Linked DNA regions of Homo sapiens: all the other regions are linked to region 2. Evidence: chromatin loops called from intact Hi-C (ENCODE). Cell type or tissue: psoas muscle. All regions are shown on one strand. Region 1 overlaps LOC101930053 (a long non-coding RNA gene). Region 2 overlaps KCNV2 (potassium voltage-gated channel modifier subfamily V member 2). Region 3 overlaps VLDLR (very low density lipoprotein receptor). Region 4 overlaps LOC107987043 (a long non-coding RNA gene).

Region 1 (8,000 bases), 260 kb before region 2:
ATAAAACCACAAAAAGACCCAGTCTCTTCTTGCAAGGACCTTAGGATCCAGGGAAGGACAGAGATGACTGACAAATACTATTCCATGTTCATAGGAGCTATGCACAAGAGTATCTTGGGCTGGATGGGGGTACAGTGGAAGGTGGTGGAGTCAGGCGAGGCTTTCCAGTGGAAATGACACTCAAATGGACTTCTGAAGGATAAGGAGGCATTGGCCAGGGCACAAAGTGCAAGGGCAGAAGGAACAGCATGTAGAAAAGCAGAGATGGGTGAGAAAGCAGGTCAAGTCCAGAAACCTCCTGTTATGCCATAGAAAGAGGTGGGAAATATGTGGTAAAGATGAGGGCTGAGTAGATAAGTTGGAATCCTATCATGAAGAACCTTGTTCACCGTCTAGGAAATACATACATAATCCTGAATGTGACGGGAGCTACAGAAAATTCAAGAGACATGGAGTGACCAGATCCACTCTTTCTGGTGGTTATATGGAGTCTGGACTGGAGAAGGAGAGCCTACAAGCTAGAAACTGACGAGAATGCATGCTTTGTCTGGAAACAGGAATGAGGTATGGTATCTTAGCAAATAGAAACTAGGTGATTCTTTGAGGAAAGTCTTGCTTTGGCCCAATATCCAAGCCAAGAATCTGGATGGCTTCTAATGGAATACAGAGTGTTGCGGGGAGAGGGGAAAGGAGCAAGGGAGGTGTGTGTATGTGTGGGTGCCAAGTTTCAATGTGCAGAAACCACACACAGTAATTCATGCAGAAAGCTTTTGGGGCCAGCAGGCCACCTGCTGACATCCAGACTGGTGCAGGCAAGGAGCCCTCTGCTTGAAAGCGGAAAGGGAAAGCATATGTGTGGGGAGTTCAAGCCAAAAAGCAAATTCACTACAACATGAGTCTGCAAAGTGGTGCCAAGATCTCATAGCAGCTTTCCGTCCCCTCTGGAGACCGAGATGGAATGCTGAGTGGAGATGAGCAAGGTCTAATCCTGCCCAGCTCCCTGCTGGAGTCACAAGAGGATTCTAGAAAGTCTCGTTGTCACTGATTGAAATAATAAATTCAGTAGGAATATTTTATGTAAATTTTCCTAAAGTGGTGGCTTGGTTGCAGTCCAGAAAGTTGATGTTAGGACTAAGAATGGAAATTTGATACAGCAGAGAAGTGGGTAAAATAAAATATGACAGAAATATGCTACTTTATTAAGTTCAATTTTACATTTAAAAAATAAAATTATTTCTAGTTTTTATAAGTATAAAATTGGTAATATATTAGAAAGTATAAAAGTTCATGAGAGTTGAAAATATTTGCCCCAAATTCTACTGGCCAAAGAAAACAAGTTGGAAGAGATGTCTTCTTGCCTGCCTGCCTTTCATCCTTTATTCCTTTTCTTTCTTCCTCCCTTTTTTTCTTTCTTTCCTTATTTTAATGTATACATTCCTACATAGTTGTAATTGTAAAGCAACATTTATCTTTTGCCATAATTGGCATAATCTCATCTTATTAAAAATTTGTTATGACCTAAGTTTATATTTTATTTTTATTAAAATATTACAATTTCATTGCAAAATGTAAAAGAAAATGCTATGCAAAAAGCAAAGAAAATAAAAACCACCATTGTCTCTACTACTCAGAGATAATCATTATCAATTCTTACTACATTTCTTTCTTGACATTTTATGTGTTCTTGTCAACAATTTAACAAAATTATTGTTTTTTATATTTAATTTTGTAATTTTTATTATTGCCTATGTATTATGGACATCTTTTCTAACTGTATCCCATTGTATAGCATCACATTTTATTTAAATAATTCCTATTTTTGGACACTTAAGATATCCCAATTTTTCATAATATAAGAAATGCTATTCTTGTCCTAATTTTAAAATATATAAATATAAATACACACACATACATACACACACACACAGACTTCCCATGGAATCGCTCAGCAAAAAAAAATTTACATGAATTTTTAGGGCTTTGGCTACATACTCTCAAGTTTTTATCTGGAAAGTACATACCAACTTATACTACCAGCAGCAAAGTAATACCCATTTCTCTACAACTTCACCAACACTGGCTATTACTAATCATTAAAGAAAAACTATGTGGTATTCTGGTGGGTGACAATGAAATTATGTCCTTTATTACTAATGAGGTTAGATATTTCTTTATGTGTATACGGCACATTTTTATTTCTTCTTTTTTTGAACTGCCTGTTCAAAGCATAATTTTTATACTGGCATAGTTCTGTCATGTGGATATACCATTGTTTATCTAAGCATTCTCTATTCAAAGGGGAAAAGCAAAGTATATGTTCGAGGAGTTCAAGCCAAGAAACAAATACATTACTATATGTGTCTGGAACAATATAACAAGATCTTACTGCCTTCCAACCCTTCTAGAGACTTCCAGAGTTTTGCTCGTCATATATAATTCTGGAGTGAACATCTTTGAATACAAAGGGTTTTTGTATGTGTATGTTTGGGGTATTTAAGATAGATTCCTGGAAATATTGCTACTAGTTCAAAAAGTATGGCTATTATGAATATACTAATTGTACCCAGTATTACTTTAATGCAGAATTATCCTTTATTATAGCAATTATATAAACAACCATTAGTCTGAGAACAGATGTCTATAAAGGCAAAGTAGACTAAATTCTGGTACTAGCAGGACAAGGTGTTCTTTTGTATTTGATATGAAATATCAAGTAAGATAGGAAGCATATCTTGCCAAAGGTTCCACAAGCATGGGGTCATTCATTCATCTCATCATACAAACACACAGGATTCTGGAGTTACTAGCCAGAACAACATGTCTTTCAATCCTAATCATGCATATGTTAGTGAAGACGGAAGCAGAAATGGAACTGTGAGGTCAAAGATGTTTGTACTAACTCCTTTTCCTTGTTCTTTTGGGATCAACTTCTGGCACTATGTAGCATGGTTACTCTAGAAATTATTGGGAAAAAAATGCTTTAGAAATTATCCCTTCATTTTTTTAATGGGAGAGGCTGGGAAGTAAATTTAATTAAAGCCTTGAGATCAGTGTGTGAGTATACGCACATATATGTGTGCTTATGTACATGGTGGTAAGGAATAAAAGAGTTTTTACATTGTATTTTAATGTGCTTTTCAGGTGTTTCTGATGTTTGGTCAGACTTGTCTTCTGGTCGCTATTGGGCTGATGTCCCCTGTTATTCTAATAATTGTCCCTTCATATATTGTCTGTCTTTTCTCTCCACTTGCTCTTCAACTAGAATTCCCTTATCTTCACTGTTCTGCTCTTCATATGATGCATCTAGCTGTAGATTTATATATTATGCACAGGACTCAGTGTGCTTCTTCAATCTGAGAATCTGCTTCTGCTTTTTATAATTTCTGGAAAATTCAATCTGCTTCTGCCTTTTATAAGTTCTGGAAAATTCCCAGCCATTTTCGCTGAAAATATTGCCCCTTCACCATTTTCTGCTTTTGCAATTTCCATTAGACCTAAGTTGTAACTTTTAATTTAATCTTCCATATCTCTTGATTTCCCTTTCGGATTGTAGCCCTCTTTATCTTTCTCTGCAGCAGTTTGGGTAATTTCCTCAGATACAACTTTCATATCACCAACTCTCTCTTCAACCATGCCTGATCTGCTTTTAAAGTTGGCCACTATGTTTAACTTTATTCATGATTTTTCATTTTGAATTGTTATATTTGGTTGTTTTTCAGATGTTCCTTTCTTTTTTAGTCCTATTTTTTTCATGAGAGTTTTTATTCCTCTCTTTATCTCTTTAATGAGTGTAAATATATTTAATTTCTAGACAGTTTTAGGTTGTTACATTATCTCAGGTTCTTGGGGGTGCTATTTCTCTCACATGTGTCTGCTGACTCTCCCTTATTTGGATCTTTTTTTTTTTTTTTTTTTTTGGTTTGTTCTTTTTCATTGTAAACTTATTTTCAGCTAGAGTATTTTTTCCCTGTGGCACCCCTGTGTACTTTAAGATGTGGTAGTATCATTTTAGACAAGTTTTACATTTGATTCTTCTGGAAACTCCAGTAGTTTTACTTGCTTGAAGTAATTATGACATCTACATTAATATATTCATTTGAGATTCCTGTACTATGCAAATAGTGTAAAATTTGGATTCAATACCCATGCACAGCACAGATTTGTTTTCAGAGACAGAGTCTTGCTCTAACACCAGGCTGGAGTGCAGTGGCTCAGTCATAGAAGTCTACAGCCTTGAACTCCTGGGCTCAAGCAATCCTCCTGCCTCAGCCTTCCAAGTAGCTGAGACTATAGGTGCACCACCAAGACCAGTTAATTTTTTTATTTTTATATTTTGTAAGGACGGGGTCTTGTTGTGTTGCCCAGGCTGGTCTTGAATTCCTTGCCTCAAGCTATACTCCCACTTTGGCATTTCAGAGCTCTGAGATTTTGTAAAGATTGGGTCTTGCTATGCTGCCCAGGCTGGTCTGGAATTCCTGGCCTCAAGTGATTCCCCCATCCTGGCCTCTCAAAGCTCTGGGATTACAGGCATGAGCCACCATGCCCAGCCAGCACAGGTTTTTAAATTTCCATTTATTGTGGGGAACTTTTTCTCATCCAGATATCTAATCAGTGAGAATTTTACCAGTTGCTTTCTAGTACACGAACAATGTGTTTTGTAGTCCCCTTGTATGAGGGAAGCAGGTCTTCAGTTCTAAGTCCTCACCTTTCACAGGCCCAAGGTTAAGTCCTTTATTGTGTATGTGTGTTAAAGCCTAACCCATAGCTGTTAGATCCTATAGCCATGTCTAATATCCTCTGTACTGTTCTGGTATCAGCTCATGCATTTACCACATTGACTATAAGATTCTTCCTTCTCTGTGGCACATGGACATTTCCTCTTTTTTTTTTCTTTTCTTTCTGTTTACCTGTCTGTCTCTGTTTCAGCTACGTATGCAAAATAGTTTTGTTTTATCCAGCAGTTCTGTGTGCCTCAGCACATAGAAGAATTTCAGTATGCTAAGGAGGTGGAGCTAGAAAGCTATGTCAGTCAGGTTTGTAGACTACTGACTGGTGCAATAGAAATACATGACCTTTGGAACTGAAACCTGAGACTGAGCTGTGACTTCACCACTTACCATCTGAGTAAGCTGTGCCTAGTCATTCAACCTCTCCAAGCTATATTTTTCTCATCAATAAAAAATAGATAATGTTAGTATTGATCTTCATTACATGGTTTTCCTTATTGCTCTAAATTCACTTTTATTTAAATTCAAACCATTTTCTCCATCCCACTTCCTAGAAAAGCTAGAGAAGATTGCAATTTTCTTATATATCTTATTCAATATTTTCCCTTATTAAACAAATATGTTATGAAGGAATAAAGCAGTTATTGATTGAATGATCTTATTACCTTTCCTCAATGTACTTTTCACATACCAATGGACTGAGAAAATCTCTGACAGAAAAAAGACCTAAAATAGGAAAGAAATGATAAATTCCATTTCTTGGTAAATATGCAAGGATGGGGTTGGGGTGGAGTTACATTTCTGTGGAGTTTCACCCCTCACAGTTTTCATCTCTCTTTCTCTCCCTGGAGAGTGCAAATGAGTGAAACCTTATATTAGTTTAGACGTTCTGCTTCGATACATGTTTAAGAGCCAATAAACCTGTCAGAGTAGATTTCAGGCTGAGACAAGGTGAATGGCCTCACAGTAATTCTGCCAGCGCCTCAGGGTACCAGGCAACATAAGCAGAGAGGTCACCAAATGCCTGCTCACCCCATGCCCAGGCGCAGAGATATTCCACATAGGAATATAAGGACCTTTCCCAAAACGTTGTGTTTGGCATGTGGTAAAATTCTTTGTCAAACAGCAGAGCAGTCCGATAAGAAAACAACAACAACAACAACGAAGAAAAACAGAGCAAAAAATGAAGGCACATAGAAATAACAGGTCCTCTTAGTGATTCTGGTGGTTTGTAAACTCCACGTGAAAGTTATTATTTATCATGGAAGGCAATGTGGAGGTGTACACACCCAAAAGCTATCCACTTTTACCCCACAGACAGACTTACACAAAAACACTAGGTTGTCCATGGCAGTTTAATTTTTTTGTTTTTACTTTCTATAGCTTGTTTCTAGTAATGAAGACCTATAGGTACTGATCTATAGGGATTGCAAAATTAAGAAGCCAATTCCACCAATTATTCCACAGTGTGCCCTATAGGCAACAAGCCAAGTCCTACTGCATAGGACTTCCTATTGGCATTTTTTAATATCTAACTTTTAAAATATGAACAGATAGCCAAGAATTATCTGACATTTCAAGAAAGCCTCCAGCAGAAAAGACAGAGACATCAAATCAGAAGAAAGGAAGAAAGGAAACTCAAAAGAAACAGAGACAATATACTAAAGAAGAAAACTTTAATCAAACTATGTTTAATGATCTCAGAGGTATAAGATAAGCTATTTATCCTTAAAGTTAGGATGCTAGTAAGAAAAAAAGAGAAATAAATGAAGCTTATTGTTTAAAAAATAAAACGTTCTTAGAAATTTAAATATGATAACTAAAATTATGTGTGCATGTGTGTGTAAGATTTGGAAAATAAAGGTAAGGAAATATCTCAAAACATTAAGAAAAAGTAGAAGGCAAATCAGAAGAAACTAAAAGTCCAGTGCAGCAGGCCCAACATCCTACCAATAGGATCTAGAAAAAAATATGTCAAGAGAAAGATTATGGGAAAATTTTTTGGACCTGAAGAACGTGAGTCCCCAGATTGAAAAGTCCTATTCAGCAACTAGCACAATAAATGCAAAAAGACCCAGCTCTGTCATAAAACTTCAGTACACCAGGAAGACAGTAAAATTTTCAAGAAAGGAAACAGTAGGTCACATACACATGATCAAGAATAAAACGGCAGTCAATACTCAGTACTAGCAAGGAAAAATACAAATGTTTTCTGACATTTAAGATTTAAGAAATCTTGACCCATGCACATTTTCTCAAGAAGTCTTCTAAAGGATGAGCTTCACCTAATGCAAGAAAGACAAAACAATATCCAGAAAATAAGGAATCAACACAGGAGGAAGATGAAAGAAATTCCCTGGACAATAATGAAAATAAGTCTTAATATGATAACCGTACACAGGTTTAGAAAACAAGCAACACAGATACAAGAGTCCAGAGACATATGGAGGAAGAGCTCCATTAAAAAAAAAATTCAACTAATTGGATTAGGTGGTACAGCTGCTAATATAGGTAGTTATACATTGAGATACTGTATGTCTTGTGCTTGGGAACATGAGTGCAGGAGTCAGACTGCCTGGGTTCGAGTCCTGGCTCTGCCACTTACCATCTTATGTGAGCCAATTAATTTCTCTGTGCTTCATGCTTCCCATCTGTGAAATACAGATTATAGTTACCTACCTTATAGAGTTATCATAAAAAAATTAAATGCGACACTGATACTGTGATGAAAACAGTGTCTTGAATATTGCTGGATGTTAGGGGAAGCAAAGACAGTAACACGTACAGAGAAAACTAAGTCATTTTTTTAAATGAGTAAACTATCAGCTCTAGGAAAAAGGATAATTGAACAAGAAAGGAATTGTAATGATAGTATGCTCCTTGGCTCAGCAGAAAATATTTCCATTGTTGGAATAATGCAAATCCTGAAAATTGTGATGTAATAAACTGGAAGGATAAAGGGAGGAAAACGGGACTTAAGGGAGAAATCGTTATTTACCATAATAGAAGTGCGTAGAGGTAGTATTCTATTTAGAATATGGAATTAGATATTAAAATAAATGGCTAAACACATCTGAATTAATCCTCAAGGAACAGGACTTGGTTAACTATGGCATTTGGTTAGCATAAATAAAGAAAGAAGGAGGCAAGGAAGGAAGGAGTACAGGAGAACCGGCGCTGCTGCAGTGATTCTGAAGCACGAAGTTCTAAGAGAAGCCTCAAGATTGTAGGTCATGGTGGAAGTGCCCACCGTGGAGTCTGCACTGCTAGGAA
Region 2 (8,000 bases):
GACCACATTTTTTTTTCTTATTTTTTTTTTGCCGGGGGTTGGGGGGTGGAGGGCATGGGTATGTTTTCAAGTAGAAAAGAGTAAGTAGACTTTGAATGAACCATTTCCTTCTGAGTTTTCCAGGGCAAGTTAAAGCTGTAGAAACCAAACAGGAAACTACGGCATGAACTCACTCCTTCAAAAACTAACTTCTCAAAAAGAAAATTTATCTCTAGTTGAGGCACCATTTTGTCCCAGAGACCTTGCTCCCATCTTTCTTTCCCTAAGGTATGTTTTCATTACCTTGCCAATAGGTGGCACTTACAAGATCACTGAAATTATTTTATTTTTGTTCATTGATTGCTTTGAGGAAACCCATTTGAAAAATAAATTAGGTTGCAGTCAGGAAAATAGATACCAAGGTGAATATTTCAAACAGGGAATTTAATACAAGGAAATAGATAGTTGTTAGAAGACTAGAAGAAGAAAAAAAAGAAGACTGGAAAAGCAGAAAGAGAAAACTGAGATAATCCAGAGATTGGTAATTGCAGGGAGTAGCTATTGGCCCTAGAATTGGGAGAATAAATGGGAAAAGGTGTTGCCACCAGAAGCTAAGAGTCCACAGGAGGGGCCTCTGTGTAGCTGTTGCAAGGACTCCTAAATTGGCACCATGAGGCTGATGCCAGGAATGCCAAAAAATGCCTGAACCATAGCTATTGGCTGCAATTGGAGGAATGAAGGCAGAAACCAGAGGCAGGATTAGAGACCCTTATGTCCTCATACCATCTTCCAGTCTCTCATAGGCAGAACATAACTAGAAGACAGTGGGCAAGAGAATCTGGGAAATGTAGTTTGCAGACTCCCAGTTCTGGAATTATAAAATAAAATACAGAAGGGTGTCAGGCTTGGGACTAAGAGACAACATATAAATATCTGGCACAGAAAGTAATAGAGTTCTACCTCCTTCAGAAGTAGCACAGGAGCTATAGACGGGGTAAAGGCTCTTAGGCATTGTTACTACTTTTTATCTTATGGATTCCCAATTTTGGAGTGGTCTCCTTTTATGTCTTTAAAGTATGTTCCTCATTTTAGCCAATATGATGTGAGTGGAACATGACAGCATCATTGAGGGCACGGAGAAATGCAGGGAAGCTGAGGGTGTGGACAGCATCATTATTGCGCACCTTTCTGTGGATAGATTAATAGATCTCAAACTTACATTTGTGGCTTTGCTTTAGCTGTGCACACCTACCGCTTATTGTACCACTTACAAACATGTCAGAACTGTAATATACAGATGAGGGTTGTTATTATCCTGAAGGTAGTCACCCATGACCTCATTCTAACAGTGATTCCACTAATCAAGACATTCTTTGAATTCCACTGAGGAATTACCTTCAGAGTTTGTGACACATCCACTTGTTTCTAGGTTGTTAAATCTTTGTCTTTTTAAGGCTACATTCAGTATTTTAAAATAGTTAAGACACTTTAGTTTAAGATCGACACTTAGAGTAAACCATCAAGGTGGATATGACCGCTTGCTGCTACTGAATCTACTGTGCAGACTATAATTCAAAAGAGGAATTCCAAATATACTTGTTGCAATAATAGCATGAGTAAGTACAGCCTTTGAAGCTGGATCCTTTGAAGGACAACACGTATTGAGGCTTATAATAATTTTATCCAAAAAAGATCCATCTTCACCACCTCTAATTCCTTTGGAAAACAGAAAGAGTGTTATTTTGAAAAATAAGTTTTATTCCCTAGGATCATAAATTCCTGAATGCATGGACTACTGGGTGCCAAGATTGATTCCATTCCTTGTTCATTATGAGGGAAACAAACTTGTCTTGTTAAATGAGAAATCCAAGTATTCTCAAGTTTTGGAGAAAAATTTGATGCTTATCCTCATAATATATGGCAGGCCAGGATTTGTTGTTTAGTGAGTAAACTGCCAGGGGAAGGTCACATTCTGGCTTTGGGACCCAAGGCTAAGGAAAGTATGTACGTTTACAGCAGAATGGTTAAGCTTCCAGTTTGCAGAGTTGCTGAGCTAGCCAGTTTTCTTCAGTATATTAAGATGGATTGCGGAAATTTTGGTCACATTTCCAAACCCAACTCCTGCTAATGTGACAACTCATTCTGTGAGGTCACTTGGGTCAGTCTGGGGCCTTCAGCTTTTAATTCCCATCTAGGGAGAAATGGCTTGGCCTATGGAATGTGGAAAAAAAGTTCCCCAAAGCCAAGGAATCCTGAGTTCCTCCTGGAGCCAAGGAACAAGAAACAGATCACTTGTTGAGTCAAATTATTCACGAAATAGACAACATATAAATTAACTGTACATTTTCAACAAATTATTGGGGACCAGTCACACATAGCCTCCTAGCAGAAGAGATCTGTTCTCTAAAAATAGAGATTGAAGATATACAAAAATATTTGGATCATATTATACACATCAGATATTTATTCTTCTTTAAGCCAATTCTCTTTGCTTTTGACTTTTCACTCAAAGTTCAGCCAAAAAAAAAAGAAGTTTGGCTTAAGGGTGAAGCAAAGCCAGTGTGCAGAATGATCAAAAGTTGAAAATAAGCAGTTTATCTTAATTATTTTCTTCCTCAGTGTCTTCCTACTCTCTCCCATCCCCGCCATCCTGAACCCTTAAGTGACTTGTTTCCTCCAAGGCCTCTGCATTGGACTTCCGTGGATGTCTCATGTTCTAAACCAGGGGTCCCCAATCCCGGGCTGTGGAGTGGTACTTGTCTGTGGCCTGTTAGGAACCCGGCCACACAGCAGGAGATGAGTGGAGGGCCATCAATCATTACCGCCTAAGTTCTGCCTCCTGTCAGATCAACCACAGCGTTAGATTCTCATAGGAGTGGGAACCCTATTGTTAACTGCGCATGGGAGGGATCTAGGTTGCTTGCTCCTTATGAGAATCTAACTAATACCTGACAACCTGAGATGGAGCAGTTTCATCCCGAAACCATCCCCTCCCCCAACCCCGTCCATGGGAAAAATGGTCGTCCACAAAACCGGTCCCTGGTGCCAAAGAGGTTGGGGACCGCTGTTCTAAACTACCCCTTCCTGTCACTCACTCCTAAATCCAAACTCCCTTTAGGCCTCCTCCAGGGAAGGTTGACTAAACTTTCATCCAGAGGTGTGAGTCATGGTGTTAGTGACAAATGAAAGCTATTGTTCAGCTCACACAACTGGAGAGAGATCAGCCTGGGGTTCTTTGACTTTTGGTGTGGTCAATGACAAGAAACACACACCCGGACACAGGAAGGGGAACATCACACACCAGGGCCTGTTGTGGGGTGGGGGAGGGGGGAGGGGTAGCATTTGGAGATATACCTAACGTTAAATGACAAGTTACTGGGTGCAGCACACCAACATGGCACATGTATACATATGTAACTAACCTGCACGTTGTGCACATGTACCCTAGAACTTAAATAAAAAAAAGACACACCCACTCATGCAACCAAGAGGACTTTGAGATTAACCCACAATCTCACTTTATCACTGCCTCACATCACCCCTTGGTCCAGAAGTTGGGAGAAGGATATTCTCTACTGGAGCCAGAGGGCAGAGTCAGGGAGGAGCTTGTTTCCACAGCCTGAGGGTCTGATAAGCATAACGTATATAGAGTTGCTGGTGTAGAATGCACTCAATAAATGTTGGTCTTTGCCTCTTCTCAGTGGAGGCCAGCTTCAGCATGGGGGACCCTGGGATTGCATACATGATATATATATAATAATATTATTGCTTACACACCCTGTGCCAGGCACTCCTTCAATTCCTATAACAACTCTGTGAGGTAGATACCACACATTTCAAAAGTAGAAACTGAGGCCAAGAGAATTTAGGTGATCTGCCCAACTTATTCAGCTGGGAAGTGGATTCAGACCCACAAGTCTACTGTAGTCCGTTTCCTTCAGCTTATCTACACCACATTACCTCTCTTGGATGCCTGCTTGTATTTTGACTCTGCAGAAAAAGGCTGCATGACCTCTCACAAGAGACAGGGCAGTGAGTGACAGGAGGTGCATCATCAGCCTCAAAAAGGAGGCATACCCTTCCTTTTTTCGTGGGCTGGATGGAGCTGTGGTTCTCATCAGTGCCCTCAGTTTTGTGCAGCTGGCTCACTTCTCCATTTCATTCTAATCAGTCAACTGCACTATTCCAGGTTCAAACTAACCCTTACATCATCAAAACAAAAATATTTACACTGCTAAGCTAACGGCCACCTCAGCACGGATCAACAAGATGACCATATGCTTTACTGCCGTCTGCTGGAAAATTATGGCAACAACTACCCAAATACACAAAGCAAAGAGTGCCCCCCTGGAGTAGTGCAACGCAAAAATGTTTACAACTGTGACCAACAGCTCTGCTTAAAAGGCTTCTAGTAATTTAGCCAATACTCTGGGGATCAGAGGGAGTACATGAGGCATAAAAAACAGTCCCCAAGGAATTTTCACAGGGTTTTCTCTGGTAACTGATAACTAGTCCCATGGTATCTGCATTTTAAAACAGAAGCTTGTTAACCTAAATAAGTCTCCAATTAGTGGGATTTAAATCAGTATGACAAGAGTAATGGGAAGTATTTCATGCAGGGGTGAACATATTTTTGGTGAGTGATGTCTTACAAAAGTCCCTTTACAAAATAATGAGAGTGTTTCTCCAGACATCTGCAATTAAAGCACCTTCACATAAAGTCTCTCATTTGAACTACGTAACAACTTTGAAAAGTGTTATAACTGTCTTCATTTTAAAGATGAGAGGAAGACAATGGAGGAGTTTCATGCCTTTTGTATGCCTGGTACTGTGTTCAGTGCTTTATATTCATTTTCTTATTTAGCCTTCACAAGAATCCTAAGAGTTAGATGGTTTTCTCCTGTTTTAAATAAAAAAAAAAAAAAAGAAAAAAAGAAAAAGAGAGAGAGAGAGTCTGAAGGTTTTGCCCCAGGTCACTCAACTGGAAAGGTTCAGAGTCAGGACTTGAACCCAGGTCTGACTGTTCTAAGCCCAAGATTTTTCCAATACATACAGTGTACAGGCAAACCCAGGGACCTGCTTTCCTGAATCTGGTGCCAGCTGAGTTAGGGAGGCAAAGATCATTTACTGAGCACGTTCTACATCAGGTACTTAACATACTATTTTAAATGCTCTTTACAGCAACCATTTCAAGTAGGTATTACCTCCTCCTCCCATATCTTACATTCAAACATGCATGAGTCGTAGTCAGGATTTCAGCCAAAGTCTTTCAGCTCCATCCATAGCTTCTGTTCTTTTCATGACACAGGTCCTAGAGGGAGTCTTCCTGGTACCTCCTAAAGCAGGCTCCGTGGGAAGCCATTACACTTCCCATGTGTACCCACAGGGAGGACGCTTCCCTGCTTGCTCCTCTCCCTTTCTTCTCCTCCCCGATCTTAGTGCTAACAATTCCATCCTGCTTTCCTTCCTCTACAGGTGAGCATCTCCACCGTGGGCTACGGAGACATGTACCCAGAGACCCACCTGGGCAGGTTTTTTGCCTTCCTCTGCATTGCTTTTGGGATCATTCTCAACGGGATGCCCATTTCCATCCTCTACAACAAGTTTTCTGATTACTACAGCAAGCTGAAGGCTTATGAGTATACCACCATACGCAGGGAGAGGGGAGAGGTGAACTTCATGCAGAGAGCCAGAAAGAAGATAGCTGAGTGTTTGCTTGGAAGCAACCCACAGCTCACCCCAAGACAAGAGAATTAGTATTTTATAGGACATGTGGCTGGTAGATTCCATGAACTTCAAGGCTTCATTGCTCTTTTTTTAATCATTATGATTGGCAGCAAAAGGAAATGTGAAGCAGACATACACAAAGGCCATTTCGTTCACAAAGTACTGCCTCTAGAAATACTCATTTTGGCCCAAACTCAGAATGTCTCATAGTTGCTCTGTGTTGTGTGAAACATCTGACCTTCTCAATGACGTTGATATTGAAAACCTGAGGGGAGCAACAGCTTAGATTTTTCTTGTAGCTTCTCGTGGCATCTAGCTCAATAAATATTTTTGGACTTGAGTTGACTTGAGAAAATTTTTTTTACTTTAAATTTTTCTAAAATTCTTAACTTTCCAGAGGGAGGGAGGGTTACAGCAGAAATTATACAAGCTTTGGAGTTAGACCAACCTTAGTCAGAATCCCAGAGCTACCAGCTGTATGCTTTTAGGCAAGCGACTCTAACCCTTTAAGCCTCAGTTTCTTCAACTGTGAAATGTAGGCAATACTTACCCTGCCAGGCTGAGCAATATAGTGAGACCCTGCCTCTACAAAAACTTATTAAGAATTATCTGGGTGTGCTGGCCCACACCTGTAGTCCCAGCTACTTGGAAGACTGAGGTGAGATCACTTGAGCCCAGGAGTTTGAGGTTAGAGTAAGCTATAACCACATTACTGCACTCCAATCTAGATGGCAGAGTAAGACCCTGCCTCAAATAAATAAATAAATAAATAAATAAATAAAACCACCTGCCTTGTAAAATGAGTCTGGGGATAACAGATATGTGTAAACGCTCAATAAATGATAGGTATTAAAATTGTTTAAGTGGATGTTATCTAGTGAAATCTCTAGACCAGTGGTTCTCAAAGGCAAATTCATTCCTCAGAGGCCAGCTAATGCCTAGAGATGGTTTTGATTGCCAATACCGTGAGGGGCAATAAGGGAGACTTCTGGCATCTAGGAGCTAGGGGCCGAGGATGTTGCTAAACATCCTACAAGGCAAAGGACAGCCCCCATAACAAAGAATTATCTGACCCAAAATGTCAATAGTGCCAAACTGGAGAAACTCTTGTCTAGATTTAATATGGGAGCCCCCAGATTGGACTTGTGAAACATGCCTAAATGTACTAATCCTCCCCCATTAGAAGGAGCCCCCATACTGTCCTTACTGACTCAGGCCTCCTTTTTCTCTTTTCCACAAAAGGAAGAAAAAAAAATAGCCCACCTCCTGAACAATTGCTGTGGGCAAAAGTAATTAAATCAGTGTGGCCCTCCACTCTCACTGTTGGTGGATTAGAGAACCAGTGCCCACAGGAAATGGGTCCTTTCTCTCCCTGTAACCTTTTCCTCTTCATTTCTTTGTCCTTCCTTGGGACTATTGGAAATGGAAGTGTTGAGAATTAAAGACTCCTTTGAACTGAGCACACAAAGATTGCCCTGTAACTGGAGCTTGCCAATGCAGACCCTCAAATTTGTCTCGGGGCATGGCTGGACCTATACTTGTGTCATAAGAATAAACTGCTGATTCAAGCAACAGAGAGAGAAAAAAATAAGAATAGTTGCCTACAATGAGAGGCAATTTGGACTGTATATGTAGCATATAACTTTAATATTTAATACATCCCTAAATAAGGTATTGGATTACTTTTTAATTTAGGAAGAAATGGAAGCTTGGAGAAGTTAAGTAATTCCACTACGTTCACACAGCCAGTAAACAGTGGGACTGGGGTTCAAGCCCAGGTCTGTCTGATCCCCAGGGCTCTTGATGGAGGGCTAAACTTGTATCATCAGCATCACCTGGACGGCTTGTTAAAGCCAAGCATGCTGGGCCCTGTCCCTGGGGTATCAATCAGTAGGCTTGGGAAGGAGCTCAAGGATTTGCATTTCTGACAAGTTCCAGGTGATGCTGATGGCGCTTGTGTGAGGGAACACATGTTGAGAGCCAGGGGTCTAAATCACTTTGCTCTGCCCTCCCATAAGGAGCTAGGATTATGAAAGGAGGCTATAACTGGAAAACTCTATTTAGATCCCACTCCCCCTTACTCCCAAGTGTTCTTATCATCAGCAGTGACCTGGCCTCTGAAGGGTGAACAGAAGCCCTACTGTCCTAAGGTTGCCAGATAAAATACAGGATGCCTGGAGTGTCTTACTCTGTACTGCTAAAACAGAATATTACAGGCTGGGTAATTTTCAATGAACAGACACTTACTGCTCACAGTTCTGGAGTCTGGGAATCCCAAAATCAAGGCATGTGCA
Region 3 (8,000 bases), 99 kb before region 2:
CTTAAAGTAATGATTGCATTCACTTTGGATACTGACTTTCATTTGGAAAACCACCTTCACATACTAGCCTATAAGAAATTAAATGTATTAAAGGGCTTGATGAGGTCTATAATGATGTTCGTTGTAAATGTACCTGCCTTAGGGAGCTCCTTGTGGTGGCTAATACAACTGCCCTCTACATGGTTAGTTGATAAATTCAAAATTGCTTAGTTTGGTCCCTACTAATTTAATCTCAAAAGAATACTTGGACAACAGAGTGATAGACTACTTTCAAGGCAAACAGTCCAAAAATACTGTCTGCTGAGGTTATGGGCGAGATATACTTGTTAAGCGGAAGTAAGTAGTCCAGGGACAATTTTTTCTGCCACCTAAAGAGTTTTGGGCTAGAAAATCTGAGGACTGATAGTTTTTCTGAAGAGTTGGGGCAGAGTCTAACCTAGCTATAGGCGAATCTGGCTTTTAAGTAAAAATCATCTCAATTTTACTGTCTGCATTTTTCAAACTAAATCAGTGTCTCTTTGCTAAGTTCGTCTATTGGCTTGCAACAAAAACTCTAAACACTGTTAATACCACTTAGTTAAGTACACTAACTGCACTGCAGGAACCAAATGAGATGGCAGGTGATAACACAGGTTAAGTGTCCTTTATCTGAAATACTTGAAACCAGAAGGGTTCCACAGAGTTTAGATTTTTTCAGATTTTGGGACATTCACACATACATAATAAGGTATCTTGGGGATGGGACCCAAGTCTAAACATGAAATTCGTTTATATTTCACATACACCTTATACACATAGCCTGAAGGTAATTTTATAGACTATTTTTAATGATTTTATACAAGAAACAAAGTTTTGACTGCAACTTGTCACGTGATGTCAGGTGTGGAATTTCCACACTTACGGCATCATGTCAGCACTCAAAGTTTTGGATTTTGGAGCATCTCAGATTGCGGATTAGGGATGCTCAACCTGGACCATAAATTTAGCATACTTTTCCCCTTGAGTGAAGTCTCCTAGGAAAGCTTGGGCCCAACAGTTATTTTGAGTCTCTAAGCAAGAGAATGCCTGTTAGGTCCTGTGAGAGTAAGTGTGGAGATTCTGTTAGAAATGTTTCAATGCTTGCTTAGAGATCCTTTGCCTACTTTGTAGTTTAGAGATGCTGGAAACTATAAGATGAAGCCTCTGGCTAGAGCAGCTGATTTTGCCAACTTGGGGGCCATCTGGGGAGCCTTTATGTATGTAGACGAGGTGGTGGGGATGGGGGGACTTGCAATTTGCCAACCAAGGGACATAACAAAGCCTCGGCGATAGACAGCATTTGTGAGTTACATCACAAGTTTGTTAGAACTTAATAGTTCTCCCACATGCTGTGAGTAAACAGGGTTTCTATTTTATAGACTGCCTCTAATCTTTCATTTTCTTAAGAAAGACTTCCCCACATCTGAGGTATTAACTGATCTGTATGTTCACTAAGTAGGTTGCAGATTGATGTTGGTCATCTTTGTGCATCTTCTGGAAACCACTTAATGTACATCTACTGAGTACCTACCATATGGCACCAGGCATGGGGACAGAGTGACCATAGCACTGGTTCCTTCCTTTGTGGCACTTAGTCTAGTAGGGGAATCAAAGCAGGAAACAGCCAAAGACCGCTTGGAATAGAAGCTCTGAAGAGGAGTGAGCAGATCCAGTGTTTAAGACTTAATCATAAAAGAGGCAGATAGCAGCTGGAGATTTCTGGAATTTCCATATGCTATCTGGGTTCTAGCTTATGAAGTTTCCCTAAAATTACCAAGAACTTAGACTTTAATTTCAAAAAGCCAGAAATAATTCTATGTCTGCAGATAATCCTACAAAAGTGATATGACTAAAGCAACAATGGATTACTGCCAGTATTACCAAAGAGCATTAAAACATGTCAGAAGTAAAATCTGCGTCTGATATATCACACTCAACTTTACCAGTTAGCCGCTGCTAACCTTCTCAGGTGTTGGAACCTCTCTTTTCACATGGAAATGAAGCCAACACACCCAAAGGGACACACTCATTCTGACAGACAAGTGTGTGAAAATGCACTGTTTTTAAATGATAAATTGCAACAAAGAGGCCGGGCGCGGTGGCTCAAACCTATAATCCCAGTGCTTTTGGAGGCCGAGGCAGGCAGATCACGAGGTCAGGAGTTCGAGACCAGCCTGGCCAACATAGTGAAAGCCCATCTCTACTAAAAATACAAAAAAATTAGCTGGGTGTGGTGGTGCGAGCCTGTAATCCCAGCTACTCAGGAGGCTGAGGCAGGAGAATCGCTTGAACCCGGGTGGCAGAGATTTCAGTGAGCCGAGATAACGCCACTGCACTCCAGCCTGGGCTACAGTGCGAGAATCCATCTCAAAAAAAAAAAAAAAAAATTGCTACAAAGATGAGGTGAAGGTACCCTCATAGGCCTAGGGAACAGGGACCTTTATAACCTAGAGTCTTTCAAAGTATTCTAGCTAGTAAAACAACCAGTCACACTTGGTTTCAAGTTCTGAAAAAGCTGGGGGAAATGTTTTTGACAAAAGTTTTTAGTTCAGACCAGCTTTATTAGTAAACTAATAAATCAACTCATGCACCCAAGACTACCAACTAGTGCCTAGAGAATATAGGATGTCAGGCACCAGGTCCTGAGTTACAAATGTGAACTGCAGCCCATGCCTTAGGGGATCTCTGTGTCTAAAGGTGAAAAATGGTAGCTGAACTCATCTCCTTGGGTGATGGCTCTGTGACAGGGACTATTATGAGAAAGCAGCCAGACCATACCTAGTTTTTCCAAAAAAGGCATTGAGGCCTCATTCAAGAATACAATCTGAGCCCACTCCTGGTGAATGGGTGGACAAGGGCAACATGAACAAACTGAGACAAAGCAGCCATGAGGAAGGGCAAAGCCATGGGGAAGTGAGTGGGTCCCCTTTGAGCTGTTAGCTCAGCCCGTATAGCAGATGGTGGGTAGTGACCAATAGGGAAAAGTCTGAGGAAATTAGTAGGGAACTTAATCCTAGAGATAGTGGTAAGCCAAGAAATGACCCCATTCTTGGCTATTCTAGGTTGCTTGAATCACTAGGTTGCTTGATATGGGTAGAGAATGTGGCAGCCTGGAGGCAAAGGAACAAGACATTTAAATTGACATCAGGTGAGAGGAGGGCTTGGGCATAGCCAGGGATTGATGGCCAAATGTCAGGGAAGAATTTGGGCTCATTTCTGGAGTACTGATTTAGAGTAAGTAATGGGGCCAATCAAAGATAGACTACACAGGGAGGGAAGGATGGATTTTAGAAGAACCTCTGCCTAGTAAGACACCCAAATAAATTTTTTCTGCAAAATAGTTTTGAGGGCTTTACTCACATGTTACTATCATGTGTATTGTAAAAGAGGCATTTATCTCCTGTGTCCCTCCTGTGATGAACATTAGGCCTTATGAGGGTGTTATTGGTATATGCTACAACCCTGAAAATGAAAGAGCCACTTACATTATGGGTAGAAGCTGTAGCTTCTTAACCTTAGTGCAGTGGTTCTCAAAGTGTGGACCGAAATTGGCAACATTAATTCAATGTTAATTGAGTTCATGTGTCAACATTGACTCATTAGAAATGCAAACTTAGGCCCTGTTCTAGACCTGCTGAATCAGAATCCAGGCTGGGGCCCAGCATTCTGTGTTTTAACAAGCCTTCCTGGGGATTCTGATGCACACGGGAGCTTGAGAACGACTGACTTAGTTTACCACTCACAGAAGCTAACGATTTTCAAGGTATATCCGATGGAGGGCCTTTCCTCTGACTTGAACCCTAGACAAGAAAACCAAGAGCTATAATCCTTTTAGAAGACTTGCTGAGGAATTCTAGAAACATTTTTAAAAACTTAGAATGAGGAAGGAAAGCAGGCCTCCATCTCAACAACAAGGCTAAATCTAAGTTGATGCTTAGTAACACAGTATCTAGAGCCAGTGCCTGGGTTCAACTCCTAGCTCTGCCCAGGGCAATCTGGGACAAGTGACTGTACTTTCCTTCTCTACCAGGTTTCCTGATCTGTAAAAGAGGAATAATAGGGCCAACTGTGCAGGATTAAGAATTTTAAAAGCTAAGAGATGTGAAGTCTTAGAGCAGTGTTTGACCAACAACAAAAACGATTTGATTATGTCCATGATTCTTAAGATCAATTTGATGTAAATGGAAATTGAATGTAACTGACAATTGAACTGTAAAATTCACTTATTTCCATGACTCAGAAGAATTAGCCTACATATTCACCACTTTTTAGTGGCCCCCGAACTAGTGTTTTTGTTGCTGTTTGTTTGTTTGTTTTCGAGATGGAGTTTCACTCTTGTTGCCCAGGCTGGAGTGCAATGGCACTATCTCGGCTCACTGCAACTTCTACCTCCCAGGTTCAAACAATTCTCCTGCATCAGCCTCCCAAGGAGCTGGGATTACAGGTGTGTGTAATGCCTGGCTAATTTTTGTATTTTTAGCAGACACTGGGTTTCACCATGTTGACCAGGCTGGTCTTGAACCCCTGACCTCAGGTGATCTGCCCGCCTCAGCCTCCCAAAGTGCTGGGATTACAGGCATGAGCCACCGTGCCTGGCCCAAACTGGTTCTTACAATGTTTCAGAGGCTGACTTTAAGGCCAGAGCACAATCTTTGTGCTTGACAGCTCAGAACATTTCCCTTAACACCTGTTGTGGTACTTTGCCTCTTACAAACCCTTCTCCCCTTAGGAAAACTTTTTTGCTGACTCAGAAATTTGCTTGTCCTGAAAGGAGTTTTAGCTTACAAATAGAAACACTGTCATTAAAGTGGCAAGCAGTAGAAGTGAACTAGACTAAAAATAAATGCCCTTGGTGGCCCCAGAAGTGCCAAAACAAATGGACGGAAGGAATTCCAGCAAGTAACACCCATATGCTCAAGCAATGAGTAAGGGCATGAGAGATGTAAATGCTTGGCCCTGGTGGCCCCAGCAGTGTGGCAGCATGAGCCTCTGTGCAGGCTGAAGTACGCTCTGAGCCTGGTACCCAGAGACACTTTCTCTATATTCTGGGCATGCATCTTGGAGTGCTCCTGCCAGGGTGCTGCTCGGAGCCCCATAGGGAGATTTGTAGTCCGTTTGGAAGGCTTGGTATTTACTCGAAGGCCTATGCAGTTTTTTACTGAAGCTTATGTATTAGTCCTCCATGTCAACCGCTACAGGGAAAATTAGACAATGGCGGCTGACTTCTATATGCATTAAAAACCCTGAGTTTCCCTCTAGGACATTGGTCTAGACAAGGAATTTATGAAAGAGACCTCAAAAGCTTAGGCCACAAAAACAAAATAGACAAATGGGACTTAATTAAACTAAAAAGCTTCTGCACAGCAAAAGAAATAATCAACAAAGTGAAGAACAACCTGCCGAATGGGAGAAAATATTTGCAAACTATTATCTGACAGGAGACTAATATCCAGAATATACAAACTCAAACAATGGGGAAAAAATAATCCCATTAAAAAGTGGAGAAAGGACATGAATAGACATTTCTCAAAAGAGGACATAAAAATAACCAACAGATACATGAAAAAATCGTTACCATTACTAATCATTAGAGAAATGCAAACCAAAACCAAAATGACATATAATCTTATACCAGTCAGAATGGCTATTAATAAAAAGACAAAATACAACAGATGTTGCTGAGGATATGGAGAAAAGGGAAGTCTTATACACTGCTGGTGAGAATGTAAACTAATACAGCCACCAAGGAAAACAATATGCAGATTTCCCAAAAAACTAAAACTGGAATTAACATTTGATCCAGCAATCCCTCTACTGGGTATCTACCCAAAGGAAAAATCAGTATATCCAAGGGATACCTGCACTGGCATGTTTATTGCAGCACTATTCACAGTAACAAAGATACAGAATCAACCTAAATGCCCATCAATAATGAAAGGGTAAAGAAAATATGGTACATATACACAATGGAATACTATTCAGCCATGAAAATGAATGAAATCATGCCATTTGCAGCAGCATGGGGATGGAATTGGAGGTCATTATGCTAAGGGAAATAAGCCAGGCACAGCAGGACAAATATCTTATGTTCTCAATCGTATGTGGAAGCTTAAATATTTCATTCCATGGAGGTAGATGGTAGAAAGATGACAGAGACTCAGAAGTAGGGGGAAAGGGAGAGCAGATGAAAGGAAGTGGGTTAAAGAATACAAACCTACAGTAAGGTAGAAGAAATAACGTCAATGACTGTAGTTAACAAAAACGTGCTCGCGTGATGGACACCCTAAATCCTCGGATTTCATCAGTATAGATTCATTACATACATGTAACAAAATTTTACATGTACCTCATAAATTTATACAAACACCACCAAGAAGAACCCTGTTTTTCTTGGAGCCAGTGAACTGCCAATGTGTCTGTGTAGCAAAGTTAACTACTTAGAGAAGCAAGGCTCCCAGGAAAATAGGTCCTTGAAGTTAGTGTGCATATTCTATAGTCTGATTCCATCTATATAAGTGACAGTAAAAGTGAGAATTTTTTGACGCTCCAGGAATTCATTCATTACAAATTTAAATAGGCACATAAGTGAGTAGGTACAAGCGACTTCCAACCCCCTCACCCAAAGGAGCAGAGATATTCTAAGGATTAGAGCTGGAAGAAAACCTAGACAATTTCTTAATAGAACCCTTTTCAAATTCTTACACCAAAATCCAATATTCAAAAGAAAGTCTTGGTAGAGGCAGAGGTGGAACACCCAGGGCCTCTGCTACTGTGGCCTTTCCCTCCACTTCAACCACCCCTCTAGCCTGAGGCATTCTTGTGAAACCTCATGGCTTTAAGGAACCCACTAACAATTGCATTTTGCCCCATCTTCTCACCTGTCTGAGCAGAAATGCCTAGCACTTCTACTTCCAAGGTATTTTTTGAGGTGTCATTGGCTTTAGTTTAGCCTGAAGAATTAAAAGAATCTCGAGTGTAGATGATTTCAAGCTCAACTTGTTCCCTTTATGAAAGTATAATACTGAATTTGAGACGTAACTTTCATGGATGGAAATAGACTGCAGGTCCACAATCCTATAATCCCAAAGCTTTGGAAACCAAAAGCCTCTTAACTCATTTGGTGCTTTCAGTTCTCCTAGAGCTCTGCACAGCAGCAGTCCCAGCTGAGCACCAGAGGTGGATAGGTAGAACCTTTTAAAAACTTGAACAGAAAACTTAACAGTGTTCCAGTCAGGTGGCTAAGGGCTGGGCATTCGATTTAGTGTCTGAGCTCTCCCTCTCTGTGGGAAGCAGAGAATTAAACAGAACTAGGGAGCACTTTCTGCCCAGTAGCAGTCCCTCAAAACAAAGTGCTTAGGAAACTAGGAAACGAAGAGGCATAGCCATAAAGCTTAAGGTCTTTATTTGCCTGTCTTTAAAGAGTCCTTTATAAAGCCAGCTTGTCTTCCCACCCCCACCCCAATGTCATTCTTTTAAACAGGCAGGGACATTTTAGTAGCACACTGTACTCCTAATGCCTGTTGCTACTCCTTATTGGAGAGAGAGAGAGAGAGAGAGTGTGTGTGTGTGTGTGTGTGTGTGTGTGTGTGTGTGGTTGAGAGAGAGGGAGTAAAACACAGCTTTATGATGATCAGGCAGAAGCTTGAGTAAAGTGGAAATATCTCGGATAAGAAAAGCTAGAAATTAAACTCCTTTTTGGCTTCGGATATTTTCTTAGTAGAAAATGCTGATGCCTGTCCTGAGTCTCCTCAATATAGACTCTTAGAGCAGAGCTGCTAGGATTTTAATAGAATTTATTACTGTTGATAGCTTGTATATTACAACTAAATTCAGAGACCCTCTTTAAGGCAATAGTAGAGTAAATATCAGCCTTGGGATACTGTATGCCCATACTTAATCCCAGGCCACTCTGAGTGCCTAGGAAATCTGTAGCTTCAAACTCATTCTTAAGGAGGTTGTCTTCCAGGTACCTTAACCCTGAG
Region 4 (8,000 bases), 500 kb before region 2:
TCTGTGGACATAAAGTTATTTGTAGTAGCCCTTTATTTTCCTTGTAGTGGCCATTGAATCTGTAGTGATGGCCCCTATTTCATCTCTGATATTAATAATCTTTATTGTCTCTTTAGTTAGTTTGGCAAGAGGCTTTTTTATTTCATTGATCCTTTCATTCAAACAATCAGCTTTTTGTTTTGTTGATTTTTTCCTATTGACTTCCTGTTTTCAATTGTATTGATTTCTGCTCTAATTTTTATTATTTCTTTTCTTCTACTTACTTTGAATTTAATATTTTTGAGACAGGCTCTAACCCAGGCTGGAGTGCAGTGGCATCATCATGGCTCACTGCAGCCTCAAACTCCCGGGTTCAAGCAATCCTCTTACCTCAGCCTCCCGAGTAACAGTGACTACAGGCCTATGCCACCACACCCGGCTAATTTTTTATTTTCTGTAGAGATGGGGCTTCACCATGTTGCCCAGGCTGGTCTTGAACTCCTGGGCTTGAGCTATCCTCCTGTCTTGGTCTCCCAAAGTGCTGTGATTACAGATGTGAGGCACCGCTACTTTGAATTTAATTTGCTCTTCTTTTTTCTAGTTGCTAAGGTGGAAACTTTGATTCTTGATTTTAGATCTTTCTTCTTTTCTAGCATGTGCATTCAATGCTATACATTTTCCCCTAAACACTGCTTTTATTGCATCTCAAAAATTTTGAGGCCGGGTGCGGTGGCTCACGCCTGTAATCCCAGCACTTTGGGAGGCCGAGGCGGGTGGATCATGAGGTCAGGAGATCGAGACCATCCTGGCTAACAAGGTGAAACCCCGTCTCTACTAAAAATACAAAAAATTAGCCGGGCGTGGTGGTGGGCGCCTGTAGTCCCAGCTACTCGGGAGGCTGAGGCAGGAGAATGGCGTGAACCCGGGAGGCGGAGCTTGCAGTGAGCCGAGATCACGCCACTGCACTCCAGCCTGGGCGACAGAGCAAGACTCCGTCTCAAAAAAAAAAAAAAAAAAAAATTTTTGAAAAGTTGTATTTTAATTTCCTTTTATTCAAAATATTTTAAAATTTCTCTTGAGATATTTTTGACCCATATGTTTTTCAGAAATGTTTTATGTAATCTCCAAATATTTCAAAACTTGTGTGCTATTTTTCTCTAATTGATTTATAGTTTATTTTTACTGGGGTCCAAGTGGAGACATTGCATGATTTCTATTATTTACAATTTGTTAAGGCATATTTTATGGTCCAGAATATGGCCTATTTTGGTGATTGTTTTACGTGAGCTTGAAAAGAATGTGTATTCTGCTTATGTTAGAGGGAATGGTCAATAATGTCAATTATATCCAGCTGATTGATGGTGCTATTGAGATCAGCTCTGTCCTCACTGATTTTCTGCCTGCAGGATCTGGTCATTTCTGGTAGAGGGGTGTTGAAGCCTCCAACTATAAAAGCGGATTCATTTATTTCTCCTTGCATTTCTATCAGTTTATGCCTCATATATTAATATTTTGACACTCTGTTGTTAGGAGCACACACATTAAAGATTATAATATTAACTTTTCTTGGAAAATGAGCCCCTTTCTCATGATATAATGTTCATCTTTAACTCTAATAACTTTCCTTGCTCTGAAGTCTGCTCTGTCTGAAATTAATGTAGGTGCTTCTGCTTTTTTTTGATTAGTGACAGCCATGACATATCTTTCTCCATGTATTTACATTTAATTTATATGTGTTTTTATATTATAAAGTGGGTTTCTTGCAGACTACATGTAGTTGGGTTTGATCCGTTCCAATAATTTTTGTCTTTTAATTGGTGTATTAAGTCCATTGCCATTCAAAGGCTTTATTGATATAGTTGGATTGTTATCTACCATGTTTGTTAATATTTCCTATTCGTTGCCTTTCTTCTTTGCTCCGATTTTGTCTTCCACTTTTTGTCTGCCTTTTGTGGTTTTAATTGAGCATTTTAAATAATTCAATATTCTCTTCTTTTAAAAAACATTTTAATTATACTTTTTATACATTTTTAGTGATTTTATACTTCTTTTTACACATTTTTATAAAATATTTATAATGAATCCAAGTTCATACTGAAATAAAATTATACCACTTCATAAGTAGTATACCTGAAGTGAGTATACTATAATATACTAAATAATAAATAATAAAAGTTATAATAAAAAATACTAATAGAAAAAATATCACCCGAATACAGTTTGGGTAAACTTTATGGAAATGTAACACATACAGAAAAGTCATACTTGAAAATTTAGCCCCATACATTTTCACCCGATGAACACACCCAGTGCTCAAATCAAAACTCCCCCACCCCTTTCCAGTGACTATACCACCTCCCAAAGGGAATGGCCACTATTTTGATTTCTAACACATAAGTGCATTTTTATTTTTAAAAACTCCTGCAATTCACTTAAACCATGATTCCCCAGTCTCCTTCCCACAATGAGTTTGGTGTGTTTTTTCTCATTCATTTTTTAAATAACATGTACATACAACGTAAGTTATCTACCTGTGGAAATGTATAGTTTTGCTTTCTGAATACATTGTAACTTTTACATTTATTTATGTACAATTTGGTTTCCTGCCTCTGCCAATATCTGCACCTCGTTTTCTCCCCGGCAGCCATACGTGTTCCGTAAACGTGGTAAATAAATGAACGAGTATGCCAGGTGCTGGGGCTATAGAAGCGTACAACACAAACACGTTCACTGCCCCCACCCTCTTCTGGTTTATAGAATGTGATTGACCAGAAATTTGTCCTAAAACCTCTCCGAATGTCCTAAAGTAAAGTCCTACAGCTACAATCTTCGTCCTTCCCTGAGACATCCCATACCTCAGCGAGCTCTTCTTGCTGGCTGACTCCCTTCCTGGGCTAATAAAGGGGCGCCTGCTCAACTTCCCCATGCTTCCCACCCACCTTCACTGAGCTTAGCCCCTCTGTGTATAAATATTGTCCTTCTACCTTCATTCTACAAAGCTCAGCATGTCTCCTAGAACTAGCTAATAACACAAATGCGGTGAATAGGATTTTGTGCTTGAGAGTTAGAAGACACGGGTTCAAGTCCTAAAGCTTTCACTCTCTGGGTAACCCTTGGCAAATCACTCCACCTGTCTGGTGTAAGTTTTTATGTCTATCAAATGAAGGGGATGAACTGAAAAGCTCTAGGGCTCCTTGTAGCTCTAATATTCTGTGATTTTTATGATGAAAACTACCAACACGTAAGTGCAGACAGCTTATTTTTCTACAGATAGCCTAAGTCCCAGTGATCATTTGTTTCTCCTAGGGGAGGCTTAACACTTCTGAATCTCTGTTTGGCTTCTTCATTACACAGGTCTGTCTCACCCTAGCCCTCTACTTTGATAAGGCAGACTGCAAGTGGCAATAGTGGAAGGCAGACAAACAGTTCTTCAGGAAGGTTGACATGGATGATCAATACTATCCTTGTAAAAATGCCAGCAAGTTTGAACACTTCTTTAAAAAACATCTTCCTTCAGAAAATTGTCTTTTGAAACACCATGACCTGATTTTCAGGGAAGGACTGATTACAAAGCCTGGGGTTTCTTGCCAAGGCAGTGAGTTTTTGACTCCCACTGGATGATTAAAGACTAAGGGAAAAGCAAAACAACAAGTGCCTCACATCCCTACTGATTGCATCATGCTGGGTTGAGATCCATGGAAACTGAACTGCTATCTAGACAACAGGCTGGCCAATCAGCACGCACGTGGGATCAGCTGACCATGGGGACCCTGATTTCATAAAAACACCACTTGGCACCTGGCAACACAAGTGCCCCCTGTTCTGAGCCATTCCAGTGTGTCTGGATCTGCTCTAGTTCTACGTATGAGGACTAACTCTCTAGGAGTGGGACTGGCTTGGTCTCAACTCTATTTACTCGCTGAGACAACAAAGACCCTCCGGACTTTGGAGACTGAAAACATGGGTCATATCATCTTCTCTGGGCCATTTTGAAGTTCATCTGTAAATCACTGTCTAATTTTATTCTAACAAAAACATTGAAATTAGCCATTATTGGCCCCGTTTTACATATGAGGAAATTTAAGCCACTTGTCCAATGTCATTGGACTAGGGCAGAGCAGAATTAGTTTTCATTGCACATCTTAGGCATCTTAGCCTCAAGTTACACTAAAGAAAGCTTCCAGGGACTGCAGTCTCCCCTTCCCCTGACCCCTAAATATTAGAAAATTTAGGGTACATAAAGTTTATCATTCAGGCTGGCCTCCGTGGGCCCCTCAGTTCCCCTTATCTGTTAGTGAGCAGGAAAGAGGCCCATTGGGTACCCCTGGGGGGCGCCAAACCATCAGGTCCTGTGGGCTTTGCACAAGAAACAAAACACATGGTAAAAGCACTTCCTCTGACCCTTCTTCAAAACAAAGGAAGTGATAAAGTTGGAAAGACTTGGCTTTGAGTGGCCCTGAGCATGAGGCAGAAGCACACCTGGAAGTGGTTTCTGGGGAAGGAGTTCAGGGAAGAAGAAAGAGTGGAGAGTGAATTTTTTGTGTGTGTTGTCAGGGGACATCATTTTGTTCCAGAGTCTAGCACTGGCCTAGTGCATAGTAAGGAGAATGGGATAAACCAATAAATCAACGTGCAAACACATGTACTGATACTATGGGAGAAGTACCTTGAAAGACACTGTCGGTTTCTCCTCATCCTCAACATGGCTCTATCATTTACTAATATGCTCAAGCACCCTTACCCTCAGACACACACTATAAATTAATTCTTCACTCAACATTGCACTCACCTGGAGCTACCTTTCTCTTCACCATTAATCTTTTGGGAAACAGTAGTTTACATCTCTAGTTTCTTAGCATCACCCACTTCCTCTTTAACCTTATGAAGTATTATTTACTCTATTAGAACAGCACTGAGTCTTATCATTTTTCCATTCCCAGCACTGGGCACATATCTGAAGATAGGGAGGGTTTGTTTGTTTGCTTTGAGACAGGGTCTTGCTCTGTCACCCAGGCTGGAGTGCAGTGGCACAATCCCGGCTCACTGCAGCCTTGACCTCCTAAGCTTAAGCAATCCCCCTGCCTCAGCTTCCTGAGTAGCTGGGACTACAGGCATGCACCAACATGCCCAGCTAAATTTTGTATTTTTAGTGGAAACAGGGTTTTTCCATGTTGTGTAGGCTGGTCTCAAACTCCTAGGCTCAAGCAATCCCCCTGCCTTGGCCTCCCAAATGCTGGGATTACAGGCATAAGCCACCTCACCCAGCTAAGAGAGAGTCCTTGCTTTGACAGTTCCTACATTTTCTAAGTGTGTTCCTCCTGCCCCACACAGGAACTAGACACCCCTTTGTAATTTCCTCTATATTGTTGCATCCGGATAGGACTAGAAAGCATTTTCTTTTTCGCATGAAGCCAGCTGTCTCCCTGCCCCATTCCTCCACCTGAACTAATTTGTTAGCTTATGGGAGACGCATTATCACAGGTATTAGGGAAATGCTAGCTAGAAAAACTGGAAGGTCTACTAGGGACTGACATTGTGACCACAGTGCTATTTTAAGCCACTGGAGTACAATGGTGGTATCTGTAGGAACTGAAACTATTTGTTCAAAGGAAAAAAGCATTTAGTGACTGTTCTATTTGTATATTCTATGACTTGTGAACATTAAACCAAAGAAAACAAGGTTAAGGAACACTGTTGCCCTGCTAGACATCCTCTACCTTGCTTAGACCACCAAATTGTAAAAACCACACATACTTTGCATTCATTCTTGAACCCTCCACAGTTTGTGTCGAAGGTTCTCAGCTTAGCGAATCAAATCCAAAGCAATCGCCAATCAATTATTTACTAAGTGATAGCTTTTTCCAGAGAATCCTATTTTCTATCCCGAGGCCTAGCAAGGCAAAGGAAGCATGACCTTCCTAAGAGGGAGATTTGAAACTCCTCTCAAAGGAAAAACCTGCTGATTAAAATAAAGTCCAAAATCTTATTCCAGTGGAAAAGCATTTAGCTAAATGACTTAGATAGAGGCCTGAAGCATGAGTACTTTCTTTGTCATGTATGGATTCATTGTCACCCTCTGCTTGGCTTAGCTGGAGGGTGAGATGACCTCCACAATTTAGGAAGGGCAAAATTCTTCAATATCAGACCAAACCCAATACAGGTTTGCCGAAAGCAGGAGTTTCTTCTTTTCCCACACCTCTGAAACAATGACTCATATCTGGAGACACCAAGGGGTAGCTTCTGGGAGAGGCATTATAGCAATTTCTGTTAACCCCCAGCCTCTAAAATCTGCTCTGAATAAGCATATAAGCCAAATACAGCATGCTGGCCATGTAACTGTAGTTTCAAGTTTCCTAATTTTATCTAACAAACAGGTTGCCACTTCTAAAACTCTCTTACACAGAAATTCCAGAGGGTCTCACTGCTTTAGAGGTAGCAAAAAAAAATCATGTCCAAAAATCCGTAGTGTTGTAGAATAGATCCAAAAGAAATTTTAGACGTCACTGATGTTAGCCCCTACTTTTATGGTGATGATTCTAACCTAGAACCTATTTGGTTCACTAACCTGGAGAGGGCACCAAAAGGAAGTTGATCATTTGTCTTACCTTCTGCCAGTTTTTTTTCATAAGTAGTACTGTGTAGTCTTAAGTGAACAATCTCTGTGTTAGAGTGCCAGGATTTGAAGCTCCTCCCTTCTGCTAATTATGTAACCCCTGTAATAAAGTGAAATAATAAAATGAGTTAGTTGTTTAAGCACACTGTTGAGTGCTTAAAAATGTCTGGTATACAGTGAATGCTCATAGGATACTAGCTAATTGATCCCTCAAAGGGCTGTTTCTAGGATTACGAGATGACACCTACCAAAGTTTCAGCATAGTACCTGGCATATCATGCTCAATGAATGTGTTCTTACAGCCTTACAGCAAGGGTGGGAGATAGCTTGCTAGAGCTCAGGCCATTTATTGATTAGGGAGGCTGTAGTACTGAAGACTTTTATTTCAAAGTGAGGATATTTTGATATTTGGAAGTACTCTTGTAATTTAGCTAATATTGAACATAGAATGATTAACAGAAAAGCTTTGAACTACTGCTTTCTTTCTAAAGCATGTTTAAGGGAATTCCACAATATCTGTTATCCACGCTTTTGCTTAGTTGGGGAATCTGGACCAGAACTATCTCTTTGGCCACATTTGTTAGAAATTATTACTATTTAAGAAGGATTGAAATATTCCTACCAGAGCCCAGAGTTTGGCTTTTAGTGCTCAATGAATATCTTTATGTTTAGTAAACTCCATATAACTCCCAAACACAGTGAGAGGCTCACATTCCACTGTCTCCCCCTGGGTGTTGTTTAAGTATGTAGTGGACTGACTGAGGTTGAGCTGACAGTTCAAAACAAGGTTTTGGAGCTCAGAGCAGGGCAAACAAGGCCAGAAGTGCCTTCCTGATGGGACTTCTCTTTTGGTGGGCTTCATGATACACAGGCCATTTAAATGTCATGCTTATAGCTATCAGTCTCAGTGAAAAGAAAGCTCCTCTCTCAAGATTCCAGTAAAATTCCCATAACCCAGTTTCATTGGCCTGGCGTAGTCATGTGTCCATCCCTAATCCATGTGTCTGTGACCAGGCTGGGGTCAGAGTTTGGATAAATTACTCTGGCCAGATTGAGTCATGTCCTCACCCTTGAATCTGGAAGCATCAGTTAGTCCCATCCAAACCACATGAACAGAAGGAGGAGGAAGGAGGATACCCCAAGCAAAATCTGGGTACTATTACCAAAAGAAAGGGCTGCGAATACTGAATAGGTAAAATTAACAGCTACCCACTCCACCTGACTCTATCACTACTCACTCTAGGATCATGAATGAGCCATTGATCTTTTTGGGATGTAGTTTTGTCATCTATAAGATGAGAGATTTGGGCTAATAAGATCAGGGCTTCTCAAATTTTAAAATGTCTTAGAACCCTCTGAAGGCCTTGCTAAAACAGTTTCTTAGACCCCGCCCCCAGAGATTCTGATT

Evidence for each region. A loop is a pair of places that touch in the nucleus more often than their neighbours do. Peaks named below come from ENCODE experiments on the same cell type or tissue, not always from the same donor. Only the 100,000 strongest peaks of a DNase experiment are listed, where the experiment ranks them.
Region 1: it touches region 2 in a loop (2.1-fold over the local background); 7 of 110 quality-filtered maps call a loop at or near these places.
Region 3: a loop joins it to region 2, with 5 times the contacts of the local background. A loop is called at or near these places in 25 of 110 quality-filtered maps.
Region 4: it touches region 2 in a loop (4-fold over the local background); 13 of 110 quality-filtered maps call a loop at or near these places.

What each region holds. Positions count from the first base shown.
Region 1 is chr9:2,461,236-2,469,235 of GRCh38, forward strand. All of the region lies in intron 2 of LOC101930053 (a long non-coding RNA gene), which reads right to left. Among named protein-coding and RNA genes, the nearest start is that of VLDLR, 160 kb to the right of the region's middle. In psoas muscle, no CTCF peak of the experiment used is centred here; no DNase peak of the experiment used is centred here.
Region 2 is chr9:2,723,992-2,731,991 of GRCh38, forward strand. It overlaps KCNV2 (potassium voltage-gated channel modifier subfamily V member 2), which reads left to right. Exons shown (of 2, transcript NM_133497.4): 2 at 5,455-6,046. The coding sequence ends at 5,736. Among named protein-coding and RNA genes, the nearest start is that of KCNV2, 10 kb to the left of the region's middle. RefSeq lists a silencer at 3,378-3,672. In psoas muscle, a CTCF peak has its summit at 4,294 (motif pointing left); no DNase peak of the experiment used is centred here; H3K27ac peaks cover 1,169 bases.
Region 3 is chr9:2,625,478-2,633,477 of GRCh38, forward strand. The region is part of intron 1 of VLDLR (very low density lipoprotein receptor); the gene reads left to right. Among named protein-coding and RNA genes, the nearest start is that of VLDLR-AS1, 7.1 kb to the left of the region's middle. In psoas muscle, no CTCF peak of the experiment used is centred here; no DNase peak of the experiment used is centred here; H3K27ac peaks cover 5,963 bases.
Region 4 is chr9:2,223,997-2,231,996 of GRCh38, forward strand. It overlaps LOC107987043 (a long non-coding RNA gene), which reads right to left. Exons shown (of 5, transcript XR_007061395.1): 2 at 6,585-6,692. It also overlaps the pseudogene RN7SL592P. Among named protein-coding and RNA genes, the nearest start is that of SMARCA2, 210 kb to the left of the region's middle. In psoas muscle, a CTCF peak has its summit at 4,299 (motif pointing right); a DNase peak (open chromatin) is centred at 4,305; H3K27ac peaks cover 443 bases.